Regions from separate parts of the Homo sapiens genome. Here region 2 is linked to region 1. A link is an interaction called in ENCODE POLR2A ChIA-PET data of the cell type or tissue named here. Cell type or tissue: Caco-2. All regions are shown on one strand. Each heading gives the region's core, and the rest is flanking DNA. Links, peaks and the distances in the headings are about the cores only.

Evidence for each region. ChIA-PET counts read pairs that join two places held together with the same protein. Peaks named below come from ENCODE experiments on the same cell type or tissue, not always from the same donor. Only the 100,000 strongest peaks of a DNase experiment are listed, where the experiment ranks them.
Region 2: POLR2A ChIA-PET joins it to region 1 with 5 read pairs; 1 of 35 experiments calls an interaction of 5 or more read pairs at or near these places.

The regions. Positions count from the first base shown.
Region 1 is chr15:78,052,867-78,060,080 of GRCh38, reverse strand. TBC1D2B (TBC1 domain family member 2B) reads left to right here. Exons shown (of 13, transcript NM_144572.2): 2 at 5,894-6,047. Among named protein-coding and RNA genes, the nearest start is that of TBC1D2B, 21 kb to the left of the region's middle. RefSeq lists an enhancer at 3,077-3,196. In Caco-2, for the core only: no CTCF peak of the experiment used is centred there; a DNase peak (open chromatin) is centred at 3,600.
Region 2 is chr15:78,394,151-78,401,718 of GRCh38, reverse strand. No RefSeq gene overlaps it. Among named protein-coding and RNA genes, the nearest start is that of IREB2, 40 kb to the left of the region's middle. RefSeq lists an enhancer at 5,642-6,142. In Caco-2, for the core only: no CTCF peak of the experiment used is centred there; a DNase peak (open chromatin) is centred at 4,608.

The DNA.
Region 1 (7,214 bases), core at 1,615-6,614:
CCAGGAATAGAATTGTGGGTCAAAGAATGTGAACATTAGTATAGCTTCTAAAATGTGGTAAATTTTGATAGGTGGACATTGTTTACTAAAGGGAATAAAAGCTTAGATAAACTTGTTGTTTAGTGGAGATGATGAGGCCCGACTCCCTGTAGATGCTGCTGGGTTGCTACTCCAGCCCCTGTCCTCACAATCATGTACTTCCTGCTGAGAGTGGGCCCATAATATACGTGTATTGAAATCAGTTAACTTGTAATCAAACAACTTTATTGTGGGACTTGTCTAAGCATCAAGTTGAGAGCTGGTGGGAGGCTGAGGGGAGTCTCTGGGGCCCAAGAGGAGGAACAGGTGGCCAGGGCCTGTCTCACACAAGAGTGGGCTTCTGGGTTTTGAGCTACTGGAGACCTGGGGACAGCAGCTTGTGGGAGCAGCTGGGGCATCACATGGTACTTCTCAGCCAGCTGTCAAGGACTGCATTCCCACCTCAAGCAGAATGTGGATGGCTTGCTTTTATTCTCCGAGCTGGTGCCTCATGTCTTGGCCCCCAAAGGCAGCAGATGGCTGTCCTGTAGAATTGTGCCCACCCAATCCTTGTCTGCCCCTCTCCCTCACCCAGGACGTTCATGCAGCCATGTAGGAGACAACTACAATGGCTTTCCAAGATGTTCAGCTTGGTCTCATATTGGGATTGGTGCCATATTTGACCTGGGATTTCAGCAGTATTGAGGAAGTAGCAACAATTGAACATGAGAGGATGAGTCAGATATTTGAGTGTTTATATTCAGGACACTGTGCAAGACATCTTGGATCGTATTGAGACCAGCAGGTCTGGTCTCTGCCTTTAAGGAACTTGGGTTAGTGAGGAACACACAGGGAGTGCCCTCACCTCCATGGGAGGGTTACCTGGGCTACAAGATTCTCTGAGCTCCCTATTCAGAGAATGGAGACAAAATGTACACCCAGATCAGGGAAACCTGCTCTGAAGAGGTGGCCTTTGCATTGGATCTTGAAGGGTGAGTAGGAAGGAGCTGAGGAGACTGGTGTTAGGGGAGACAAAATGCACACCCAGGTCAGGGAAACCTGCTCTGAAGAGGTGGCCTTTGCATTGGACCTTGAAGGGTGAGGAGGAAGGAGCTGGAGAGACGGGTGTTAGGGGAGACTCAGGAGCTGGCCTAGGTAAGGCATCAGACAGCACACACCAGCACCTGGCTTCTTGCTGGGTGCTTGCCTGGCATCGGCTCCCAATTCTCTGCTGATCTGTGGAGCTCTGCCTTGTCACTGTTTCTTCTAGCATGAGTGGAATGCCTGTCTGGCTCTCCAGAACTTGGGACCACAGCATTTTGGTCATTCTGAGGGGTGGGGGGCAGATGGTGATCCTTCCCGGTCCTCACTCCTCCGGCGGGCGTGTCTTTGGTGAATGCTGTGTGGTCCTGGCCGTTAGCTTCTGCGCTGACTGGCTCATTGTCACCAGCTGAGCTGAGGCTCAGCGGAGGGAACTCCTGGTGATAGACCTAGCAAGGCGTTGTCTGTGCAGCCAGATCACTCAAAGGTCCTACTCGCCCCACTTTTGGAGCACTGAATAAAGGCACTATAGCTGGGGCCAGACCAGCAGATGCCTGGGTTCCTAAAGAATGTTGGCCTCTCCTTGGACATTAATGGACCATGGGGTGGTTGGAGATATGGAGGCGCCTGTTTAAAGAGAGAAGTTATCTTGAGTTGTAAAGTGCTGTAGAAGGGCAATGGTGTTGGCTGCCCCACACCCCCGTGGACCCCATGCCCTTGGCTTATGTTATAATCCTGAGGTACTGTTTCCTGCCAAGCCAGATCTCCCACCAACCTTGGCTCTCAAAATGGAATATATTTGCCATTGTAGTGTAGACCAGCACTGTTCAGTAAAGATAAGATGTGAGCCACATAATATACTTTTAAATTTTCAATGAGCCACATTAAACCAGTAAAATTAATTTTAATACTATCGTATTTATTCAGTGTATCCAAAAGATTTTATGTGGCACTGGCCATCTCTCATGTGCTCAGTAGTCACGTCTGGCTAGGGCTACTGTGTTGGTACAGGGCAGATCTGAACCAATTTCCTGGGACTGGGGCGATAAAGAGGCTGGTTTGTGATTATACATTTAATTAGGCCTGAGCCGAATCTCCATTTAGTCCTTTGCTAAAAGATACCAGATAAAAAACGCAGAGGCTTTTTGGATTTCTGCTGATTTTGCTGTGTTGTACTTTTAGTGGTGCTCAGTCTTAGAACCTGTGTGTGTTTCTGTCTTTGGGTTTCAGCTGTCTTCAGAAAAGGCCCTTTGGGGCTTTTCTGTCAAAGCACATGCCCCAGAGCCATTTCAGACAGTCTGGCCCCCAGCCTTTTACTAGCTAATTGGGGATTGAAGTCAAAAGTCTTCTAGTGATCTCTAGATTTTTTTTTTTCTTTGAGACAGAGTCTCACTGTCGCCCAGGCTGGAGTGCAGTGGCACCGTGTCGGCTCACTGCAACCTCCGTTTCCTGGGTTCAAGCAGTTCTCCTGCCTCAGCCTCCCAAGTAGCTGGGATTACGGGCACCCACCACCACGCCTGGCTAATTTTTAAAAATACTTTTAGTAGAGACGGGGTTTCACCATGTTGGCTAGGCTGGTCTCGAACTCCTGACCTCAGGTGATCCGCCTGCCTCGGCCTCCCAAAGTGCTGAGATTACAGGTGTGAGCCGCCATAGCAGCCTGTTTAGGTTTTTTTTTTGAAAGGAAACAAACCCAGTTAATCAGTGTCTTGATTAACTGACTTGTTAACCAGATTTTGCCCATCTTATTGACCAAATTTCTACAATATGATAAAATATCAGTCATTGAAAGCATGTGATCTAAAAGTTTTGCCTCAGGAATTTAGTGAGAGATGACTCAGAGGTTACTGATTGTTTCCCAGTTACATTTAATACTCAAAGATTTAAAGTGAAAAGGATTTCTTGTAAAAAGCAGATTTTTCATGGTGCCTGCATTGTCAGAGGCAGCTGGAGAGGTTGGTTCAGATATGCCCTAGTGAGTATGTGCCAGCTTCTCTAGCAGCCTGTGGCTCCCGAGCATAAATAGAAACACAGCTGCATATGCAGGCTGAACAAGAGGAAGTGTCTGGGCACCTCCCTGGCTGGAGCAGAAGGCTCCCAGGGTGCTTAGCTCACCTGTGGCATGGGGATGGAGGGGCCAGGTAGTCAGGGAGCTGGTGGGAGGACCACACACGCACATTCCCCCACCCAAACACACACTTGCCTCTAAGGGTTGGGGGTTTGGCAGACTGGGCTCACAGTATTGACTCCCTGTATGACCTAGACAAGTCACTTCCCTTTCTGGGCCTCTGTCCCCTCATCTGCAAAAAAAAAAAAAAAAAAAAAAAAAAAAAAAGAGGAGGACTGGGTGGGCTTTGGGCTCTGAATTTGGCTCTGGTTGTGTCTCTCAGTTCCTGACTTGCCTAGTGACTCTTCTCTCCCTTCCTGTGGAAATGCTTGTGTGCTCTTTGCCCCGCCCCAGGGCCAGGCTGAGCTCCTGTGTCTGCACTGCAACCAGCCTGCCTCCCAAACTCCAGGCTGCAATTCATGGATCTCCCAAGTGGGCTCACGGCCTCTGGCCTGAACTAATCTCCTCCTATGCAAACTGTGCACCTGCCTTTCCCTCACCACCATTTTCACCAGCAGTACCTTTGTCTAATAATGTCAGTGCCCTGCTAAGTTCCCCATTCCATCTCTTTAGGAAGGCACACAAGTCCCTTCAGGGCCAGGTCCTTGCCACTCACTGACCTCACCTCACTCCTGCTCTCTGACCTTTGTTCTTTTGTAGACACTTCTCTCTCTCCCTGGAATCTCTTTTCCTCTGGCCACTGCCTGCTTCCCCTTTAAGACCAAGTTCTCCTGTATCATTTTCTGATTATTCATTCATTCACTTATTCCTTCATATATGTATTCAGTAAATACTGACCTACTATGTGCCTGACACTGAGCTAGATGCTAGAGAAATGGAGACAACTTGGAGTTTGTTTCTTGGAGAAGATAGACATTAAACCTATACTTTGAAGCTTTTGAACCTGCCTATGGCAGGTGTCCTGAACTTTGAGTACCTTGTCCTTTGCTGCACCTCCCCTCTTTGGCTATGTGTCCTTCCCCAGTGCTCTCCAGTCACGCCAGCCCCGCGTCGCCTGCTCTGCTTTCTGTCATAGCACTTAATGCAACATGGAAACTACTGGTTGTTTTTTCCTGTCTTTCTCACTAGGCCAGGCCCCAGGTCTGGGTACCTGATAGGTGCTCAGCAAATGTTGGTTAAATGAATGGATGAAATGGCAACTTGGCTGGTATAGTTGGAAGAACTTTCTGTAAAATACCCAAAGATCCTGTAATGAAAATACCCAAAGATCCTTTTCTTTAACTGGGGCCAGGTGTGCAAGTATCACTAAAAAGACCCAGGTTGTGGTCACAGCACCCACAGGTTATCCTTTGCTTGGAGGTAGTAGTAGTTTGGTCTAGGGCTATCTCTTGCTGTCAGGCCTGCAGAGCCATTTTCTTCACTGCCTCTGATCTTGGCAACCACTGTGTCTGATGTCTGCACATGTCACTGGATGCCAGTGTTGATGAAGTTCCCATAATCGTGTCATGGCAGCTTTCCTTCTTCTTGGGACTCCTTTGCTGGGGGCAGCCTGGAGACCTTGACCCATACCTGCAGTCTAGTTTATTTATATTTAGGTTCATTGTTCTGGGTCCTCTCCCCCATCTTGGTTGATTTTTTTTTTAATGATATTCACTCTTTGTGTATATAATTCTGTGATTTTGGACAAATGTGTAGAATCATGACTTTACCCAGAACCATGATACATAGCAGTTCTGTCACCCACAAATTCTTGTGCTGCCGCTTTGTAGTCAGCTGCTCCCCTCCCTGCCAAGCCCTGGCAACCACATATTTGTTTTCTGTCCTGACAATTTTGCCTTCTCAGGGTGTTACATAAGTGGCATCATACAGTATATAACCATTTGGGTCAGGCTTCTTTCACTTGGCAATATGCATTTAATATTTATCCATGTAGTAGGAATCAATAGTGTGCTCCTTTTTATTGCTAAATAGTATATTATTGTATAGATGTACCAGTTTTTTTTAATCCTTTCTCCAGACAAAGTTCTCATTTTTTTTGGCAATTATGAATAAAACCTCTATAAACATTCACATACAGGTCTTTGTGTGAATATGTTTTCATTCCTCTTGGGTGGATATGTAGGGATGGGCTTGCCAGGTTACTTGGTAAGTGTATGTTTAACTTTATAAGGAATTGCTAAACTGTTTTCTAAAGTAGCTGCACCATGTTGCATTCCACCTGCAGCTTATGAAAGTACTAGCTGCCCTGCACCCTTGTCAGCACTTGGCATTGTCAACTTTTTGAAATATTAGCCATTTTAATAGGAGTGCCAGCTCGTTTTTAATCTGCAGTTTTCTTTGTATACTCTCAGATGCTGATGGAGTTTAAATATCATTATTTGATGTGATTTGGCAAGGCCGTCTTTCATACCTATGTCAGATTTTATTTTTGAAGATGGAATTTGTAGTTGCTCAGAGTAAAAGAGCAGCAGTATTATCACATCTTCCTAAACGGTTTTGAGGAAAATGTTATACTGCATTATTCTTTAATTTCAGAATTTAAAAAGACTTCTTGTTAATTGGGTTCAGTTCTTCATGTTACAATTGCTATTTGCTTGACCAACTCATCATGAGCAAAAGCTACTAATCTTGTAACTGAAGTTTCCTTGATCTGTTCATCTTAACTCTCACATGGCAAGCTGAACAGTCTACTCATGAGACATAATATTTTTTAAGCTCTTCATATTACTGGTGGCCATAACATGTTTTTCCCCTCCCTCTTTCTAGGCTCCCAATCGTCAACTCATGACTTACTGGTTACAGGAGCTTCAGCAGAAGAGATGGGAATATTGTAACAGTCTTGACATGGTCAAGTGGGACAGCAGGACCTCTCCAACTCCCGGGGATTTTCCTAAGGGTCTTGTAGCCAGAGATAACACTGGTAAGGCAGAAATAAAGGGGAGCTGGGTCAGTTCTTTGTGTAAGCCATTCGATACCACATATGAACTTAGCAGTGAATGAAAATGAATTTAGAAAGAAAATAATAATGATGCTACCTTATGAGTGGACAGCATTCCACAGTTACCCAGCGCCTCCATGTACAAAGCTTATGCAAGCCCAGTGACAGCCTTGGAATCAGGCAAGGCCAGTGCCAAGCATATGGAAGATACGACTAAGGTCAGCATGTGGTAAGTTGTGGTGCTGTAAGTCTAGTTCTGACTGCAGGGCCAGCCTTTCTACTACACCTAATGATGAAGCACTCATGCCTAGATAGTCATGCTTGGGCAGACTTGCCAAGATTGACAGGTGTTTGTATACACTAGGAAGGTATTCTCAGATCATTCCACTTGTAATTCTCTAGTGTTTCTTAGGAAGACTTTAACCTTCAAACATTGATTTCATTCTATCCTGGATTCATGGCATTTCTGTAACTCAGGGTAATCCCTGGCCATTTGCAGCATGGAGATAACCTCTAGAAAGAACAGAACAACAATTATTTGCTGCCCATCCTACCCCATTGCAAAGACTGTGGAGATGGGACTGTTTTTTGGCCCCCACTCTTCATACAGGGAAAATAACACATCCAGAAAAACAAACAAACAAACAAAACAGCCTCCTGAGCTCTGAAGTAAGGTCTAAAAAGCCCAGGCCATTGTATTAGTATTTTTGGAAGACACACGGAGCGTACATTAAAAGGAGTAGACAACAGTAAGGACTAGTTCTAACAGTTTCATAAAGAGATTTCTTCACTTCCTAAAACCCGTGGGACCCTCTGCTCAGCAGAACACAGGGCTGCATCCGAGTTGCCTGTCCCACCAAGGATGGTGTTGGCACGTGTGGCTGATTTACTCCAGAAACAAAGGCATTCTTAGATGAATTTTTCGTCTCCAAATTTGTCAGTCTTGTTTTTACTTGTCCCAGTATTTTTCAGCAGGTTAACCCTCTTATCAGTGATAAATTACTATATATGCTTTGTACCTATTAATATGTTTTCTGTGAGAGTTTTTGAGTCACTTTCACGACTGTCTTAGCGCTCTGACTATTCCAGGTTCTGAGATCATGCCTTTATTTTCAACTTTATGCGCCCTTATGTTTCGTTCAGAGTCGA
Region 2 (7,568 bases), core at 1,662-6,661, 340 kb before region 1:
ACAGTGGGGACAATCCCTTCCCCTGGGATCTGCAGGGGTTAGTGTGAGGAACAGCACACAGCAGGAAGGTCTTTGGAAACTACCAAATGTCAGGCCAGGCGCGGTGGCTCACGCCTGTAATCCCAGCACTTTGGGAGGCTGAGGCGGGCGGATCACCTGAGGTCGGGAGTTCGAGACCAGCCTGACCAACATGGAGAAACCCTGTCTCTACTAAAAATACAAAATTATCTGGGCATGGTGGTGCTTGCCTGTAATCCCAGCTACTCGGGAGGCTAAGGCAGGAGAATCACTTGAACCTGGGAGGCGGAGGTTGCGGTGAGCTGAGATCACATCATTGCACTCCAGCCTGGGCAACAAGAGCTAAATTCTGTCTCAAAAAAAAAAAAAAAAAAAAAAAAAGAAGGAAACTATCAAGTGTCGTAGGTAACAGGTTAGTTGGGAGGAAAGGCGGTTTAGTGGAGGGAGCTCCAGTTTGGCTCTTCAGTAGCCTAGTCTTCACCACTTAACCACCTAAGTAACTTCAGGAAGTCTCCTCCTCTCTCTGGCCTCAGTTTCCCCATCTATGAAATTAGAGCATTGGACTAGATTAGCACTCCCCAAGCCAATGTCACAGAACTCCCAAGCTATTTCATAGAAAAGGGGTTCCGTTGTCTACTCAGTCTGAGTTCTTACCGAATGCGGTAACTACCATGAGCTCACATTGAAACGCAGCATTTAAAAGCTCTGAAACATCTTGCAGAAAAGGTGTCTCCCTAACATCTTTGGCTTTGGAACCCTTTTGCTATTGGGTGAATTATACCATTTTAACATCTCTGAAATCAGGGCTGTGTCTCACAATGGCTGTATCTTAGAATCTTTCAAATATGGTTTTTTTTTTTTTTTTTTTTTGAGATGGAGTCTCACTCTGTCACCCAGGCTGGAGTGCAGTGGCGGGATCTTGGCTCACTGCAACCTCCACCTCCTGGGTTCAAGTGATTCTCCTGCCTCAGCCTTCTGAGTAGCTGGGACTACAGGCACATGCCACCATACCTGGCTAATTTTTGTATTTTTAGTAAAGATGGGGTTTCTCCATGTTGGCCAGGCTGGTCTCAAACTCCTGACCTCAGGTGATCTGCCTGCCTCAGCCTCCCAAGGTGCTAGGATTACAGGCATGAGCCACCACGCCCAGCCTCAAATATGGTTTAGTAATAGCTATCAATCTGGAGTGTCAACTAAATGCAGGCACTAAGTGTTTAATAAATTAGTATTTATTTAGTTTTTTATTCAGTATTTCCAGTAATCCTGAAAATTAGGGACTGTTATTATCCCCACATTGCAAATGAGAAAACTGAGTTGCAGGGAGGTTAAGAAACTCACCCAGGATCACATGGCTAATAAACAGAAGAGCTGGGACTTATATCCTGAGGCCGAACTCTTTTTTAAAAATTATTATTATTATTATTTGTACAGATGGGGTCTCGCTGTGTTGTGGGTCTTGAACTCCTGGCCTCCAGTGATCCTCCTGCTTCAGCCTCCCAAAGTGCTTGAGATTATAGGCATGAGCCACTGCGTGCAGACAAGACTCTGATCTCTCAGGCCCATTTGGAATCCTGTCTGTGATTCAGTGACCATGAATGACATACGGCATGGTTCTCAAAGGCCTTGAAAGTACCATGTTCCTTTAGAAAGAGCAGAACTTTTCTAGCACTGGCATCAGAAAACAAGACAGTGGGCCCCTGAATGCACCCAGGCTAGCATGTGGAGCAGCAGGGGAGTGGCAGTGGGAGGCAGGCAGGCAGGCATGCATGGAAGCAGAGGGACCTGGATCTGGCCTTCCAGCAAGGGGTTTTATGAAGTGGCTTTGCTGGGCAAAAGGGAGATCAAATGACTGACCCACCTAGCAATAAGGATTGCACCCTAGACCTGGATCCTGCTCTGAACTTTGCAAAGCCTTTCCCACTCTTGACAGTGCTCAAGGCACACCTGTGAGGTAAGCAGGTAGATTCACTGCTCTCACCCACCTAGGTGAGGATGCAGAGGCCCAGGGGAAGTAAAACCCAGAAATGCCTCTTTGCAGCTGTTTCTCACTGGGGTCTACACAGGCAGTCTGTTCTCCCAACTCTGCAACATGCAGGAAAAAAGCATGCAGAAAAAAAGACATTGCTTCACCTTGGGATACAGATTTCTAGGCCAACCCGTTTCTGATGATGGCAATTACAAAGGCCATCCCTTCCACTTCCTCGTGTCCCTCAACAGCCTGGTGGCCCCGCTGGGTTCCTAACATCCTGCTTCCCAGAGAAGAGCTGAAACTCATTCCTGTTGAAGTATCTCTGTCTGGTATCGGCTGTGTTCCTCATGCAAGACGGATTTGCGTCTTGCGAGGGAAGGAAGCTCTTATAACCAGGCACGTTTCTCAAACTGTAATGTGCATACCAACTCTGGGGGATTGTGTTTAAAATGCTGAGTCTGATTTTGCAAGTCTGGGCAGGGCCTGAGATTCTTGCATCACAAGCTCCCAAATAACTCTACGACTGCTGGTCTAAGGACCACACTATGAGGAACAAAGACAATGGTTTGGTGGAGAGTCTGGGGTTGGGATGTCTGAGCTCTGCTTCAATGCCTTCTTTCAGACGAGATTGGGCGCATTCAGGGTGGTATGGCCATAGACTTCAATGCCTTCTTTCTATCTAGCTGACTTCGGAAAGCTACTGACCAACTTCTACTCTCAATTTTCATCTGTAGAATGAGAAATGTTTTTAGTAATTAAGAAATACCCAAATATTAGTAAATACTGAAAATAGTAGTACCTTCCTAGTAGAACTGTTGAGAGGATTAAATGAAAAAAGTACATACAAGGTACTTAGCTCAGAGCCCGGCGCTTGGTAAACCCTCGCTAAATATTAATTAGCAGCTATTATTAGGGGGAAAGGAAAAGCTAGTCTGGTAGAATCACAAGCACCAGGAAGCCATCAGGGAGGTGGGGAAAAAGGGCGGTTCTTTCTGGAGTCAGGAAGGTAAAGCCATTCTTATCCGGCCTTGGAGCCTTGGAGGCAAGGTCCCCTCCTGTCAGTCGTCAATGTTGCCCACTGGTTTCCCTGGAAAGAATGAGAATCCTGGGTCATTCTGGGCAGCGGTGACAGGTCCAGCCTCCTATCTCTGCAGCTTTGTCTTCTCAGGAGCGTCACTTGCTTACAGCCACCCTCGGCTGCTTCTTCTTAAATCATCTCCACATCACAATCACAGAGGGTTGGGAGCCCGCCTGCATCTCAGGGGCTCCAGCTGTCTCCCATGGAATACGAATAGCACTGTCGGGCTGTTGGTCTTGTTGCCTTTGCAATCTGCTTTCTGCACAATGTCTAGGTTGAGCACATTTGCAGGCTCAGTGAAGCCATTATTTTTCTTGGTGACATTTTCTGGCAGCAGTCTAAATTCGTGAAGAGCTGAGGACAGCCTTTGCCTATGCCTGGAACTGGGTGGCCTACTTCCCCATTGCCATCTGTGTCTATTTGTCCCTGGACTTAGACACAGACTCATTCACACCCAGACCAAAGAATCCCAGGTCAGTGGAGCTCAGGTGTAGCTCTTGTCAAATTAAAAGGTACGTGGGATGCCCCAGGGATCCTGTTAAACTGCAGACTCAGTAGGTCTGGGGCCAGGCCTGAGAGTCTGCATTTGTAACAAACTCTCAGCGCCATTTCATCTGATGGTGCTGGTCCATGGACCAACCACACTGAGTAGCCTAGTGGTTCTCAAGCTTCATCCTGCATCAGAATGACCCTCAGGTCTTATTAAAACACAGATTGCTGGGCCTTTCCCAGTCTGATTTTGAAGGCCTAGGGTAGATTCCAATATTTTGCATTTCTAAGAAGTTCTCAGGTGATACTAATGCCGCTACTCTAGGGACTACACTTTGAGAACAATTGTTTTAGTTTCCCGACCTTTCCATTACCTTTATTATTATTCCTTGAGTTCTGTGACTTTCTTCGAGTTCTCTAGTCCTGACCACTTGCCACAGTTCAGTCCTGCTGAGTACCTCCAGTCTGTCATATCTATAACTGACAATGCCCCAACTTGGCCAATGACACCTTTGTGTTCCTTTTGGCCTCTGTCTTGAACCTGTTGCCCTGGCTTGCTTCACACTCTGCAAACTTGCCAGCCTCATTTTCTCACCCACAGCTTCTCCGGGTCCTTTCAGCCTGAGCCCTAACATGGTATCTCCAGCCTTGGTCTTTGTATCACTGCTCTGCCAACCCCAGACTTCCTGCCCTGGCTGGCCTGGGTGAGGGGTTCACTCCTGCCCTAGGCACCCCCCTCTTTTTCTGGCTCCTCTAGGGGCACCAGGCAGCTGTCAGGGCCCTGGCATGCAAGGCTGTGCCCAAGGGAAGCGGACATCATGGAGCTAATTAAACCAACGTGGACCCAAGTGCCTGGAATTCAGGAGGCTGTCCTCTCCCACCCACCCCAACAGAGCCCCGCAGACGCTGGAGTGAGTTAGTTTGACCTTCTGGATTGATGCAGTTAATGAGATGGTTGTGTAATGCTTTGTTTAACAGAACTGGTTTCTGGGCCCGGCCCAAAGCTAGGCTGGACTCTGGCTGGCTTCCATGCCCCAGCCCTGCTTGCTCCCTTGAGGCTCCCTCTGGCCAGTGCCCTCTAGGGGCCGGGGCTGATATGTTTATTGCTAACTACTCCGAACTCGTCTGCCTCCTCTGAGGAACCCGGGGACAATTCCTCTGACCTTTCCCTGCAAGCTCCATCTCTGTGAAACTTGGTCTCACAAGCTAGCCTTTCTTGCTTGGAGAATCTGTGTTTGAAGTCAGAGCAGAAAAAAACAGGCTTTTCAGGGCCCTGCTTGTGGCAAGTAAGTGACAGCTCGAGGGCCTGGTAGCCATACCTCTGTGACTAATAATCTTTGGCCTCAAAGATGCAATTTCCTTTCTCTTCCTTGCTATAGCTCCCAAAGTTCTTTCTCACCTATATGACAGCTCTTGCTTCAACTATTCTAGGTCGTCCTCCCGGAGTCTAGCACACGGGAAGGCCAAAGGCTTGGTATCAGACTGGCCTGGGTTTGAATCACAACTCCATCACTTTCTAGCTGTGTGACCCTGGGCAAGTGATTTAACCTCTCTGAGCCACAGTTGCCTCATCTGTAAAATAAGGAACACAGTCCCCATCACCTCACTCCTAGGGACAGTCCAGGGAGAAAGTGAGAGGATGTGGTGAAGCACCCAGCACAGTGTCCAGTACGCAGGGGTCTTACTGGTTACCCCCATCCAACCCCAGCACCCTCCAAGGGGCTGGGCTTCACACGGCTCAGCTCTTCAGACAATAAATGAGTGATTTGGGCCGGGCACAGTAGTTCACACCTGTAATTCCAGCAGTTTGAGGGGCCAAGGCAGGTGGATCACTTGAGGTCGGGAGTTCGAGACCAGGCTGGCCAACATGACGAAACCCCATCTCCACTAAAAATGCAAAAATTAGCCAGGTGTGGTGGTGCATGCCTGCAGTCCCAGCTACTCAGGAGGCTGAAGCAGGAGAACTGCTTGAACCTGGGAGGCAGAGGTTGCATTGAGCTGAGATCCCGCCACTGTGCTCTAGCCTGGGCAACAGGGTGAGACTCTGTCTCAAAAAAAAAGAAAAAGAAAAGAAAGAAAGAAATGAGTGGATGGGATTCTAGGCTGGTTTGGTTCCTTCCTGGCTCTAACTTGAGTGAGAATAGCAGAGTGGACTAACAGATGGTACCAGGGAGAGGACCTGAAACCTAGGCCTGGTTGAGCACCCCTCCCAGCCTGTGTGATCCCAGGGAACCCACCTTCCCTCTCTCTGCCTTGGTGGTGTCATCTGTAAATGAGACCACTCAGTTGTAAAACCCAAGTTCTTTCCAGCTCCACGATTTGAAAATAGCTACTAATAAAATCAATAAACATGTCCAATTTTTGACAATTTTTGTCAGTGAAAAAAAAATTGAATAAACACATGCTGGCTGGTGGCTGGGACTTGTGTGACCATGTGGGGTTGCTAGGGTAGGTTCTGGACCCTCCTCAATCCCTGCTCTTGGTGAATGCTGAAAACAAGGACATAGTTCCTCCAACCCTAGGCCACGCTTCCGTGATCCCGTCTCCATCGCGGAATTCCTAAGCCCTTGACTTCTAAACCGTGCTGTTATGGTGTCTGTGTTTTTCCTCTTTCTCATCCAAGAGCTGCTTCCTGGTGAGTCGGACATGTTGAGCCACATGTGGTAGAGCAGTGAAAGGTTCCAAAACCTGTAGGTGGTCCCTCCCCAGTGGGCTTGTAATCGCTTCCCGGATTCCAAAGCCTCATTATGTGAAATCCAAGCTGGAAGCCCCATCCAGGGTTTGCCTCTCCCATCTCAGCTGTCAGCGGGTGCTTGAATTGTTTAGAACTGTTTGGAGGGAGGTGGGAGGACTGAGGCTCAAGAAGGTCTGTTTGCATACTGCCCCTCCCATCTTCCCCTTGTTAATGTTGGCCCTGGTGGAGTCTCCTTTAGAGCCGCGGTCTCATCCTCTGGTGTCCCTGCTGTGGGTCTGCCAGCCTCACTTGGGCTCAGAGGCGGAGCATTTGTCCTGGACCTAACCCTCTCACTGGGGTGGGGGCTGTGGGGCAAAAGGCGGGGCTCTCAGGGAACAACTATTTTCCTACTTGTTCGCGTTATCAGAATTAAACTTGAAATGAATCTAGACATCTTGTTGTACCATTCCTTCCTTAATGCCTTCCATAAAGAGGGACTGAACACCTCCTACAACCCAGAACAGGTACTATGGGAAGCTTCAAAGAAGTATCACATACTAACCCTGCCCTTTAGGAATGAATAATGTAGAGACAGGTAGGAGGTAGTCAGCTCTTCATTTATTAATGTAGAGACAGGTAGGAGGTAGTCATCTCTCCATTTATTCTTTTTTTTTTTTTTTTTTTTTTTTGAGACAGAACCTCACTCTGTCACCCAGGCTGGAGTGCAGTGATGCAATCTTGGCTCACTGCAACCTCCACCTTTCGAGTTCAAGCAATTCTTGTGTCTCAGCCTCCCGAGGAGCTGGGACTTCAGGCGTGCACCACTATGCCCAGCTAATTTCTGTATTTTCAGTGGAGATGAGGTTTCATCATGTTGGCCAGGCTGGCTCGAACTTCTGACCTCAAGTGATCAGCCTACTTTGGTCTCCCAAAGTACTGGGATTACAGGCGTGAGCCACCAGGCCCAGCCTCCATTTATTCTTTTATGTATTGGGTCAATAATCTGTCATTGAGCCCTGCTTTGTCTCTTAGCTCTCAGGTATAAATGGATGTTTTTTGAGGGAAGAGGGAGGACTGAGGCTGAAGAGATTCTGATTATATATGTCCACTCCCTTCTTGGGGCTAGTGCAAACAGGGGATATTGAGTTGGGAAAATGTAGCCCTTAACCTGGGGTTGCACCAAGCCTAGCACACAAACAACTAGATATGAGGCAGACTCTTTTAAGTGCCTTTATAAGGCAGAAAAAGTGAACTGGGAGTGTGTAGGAGGCAAAGATCACTCCCAACTGGGGAACCCAAGGCGGCTTCCTGGAGTAGCTGTGCCTGTAAGAATGAGGATA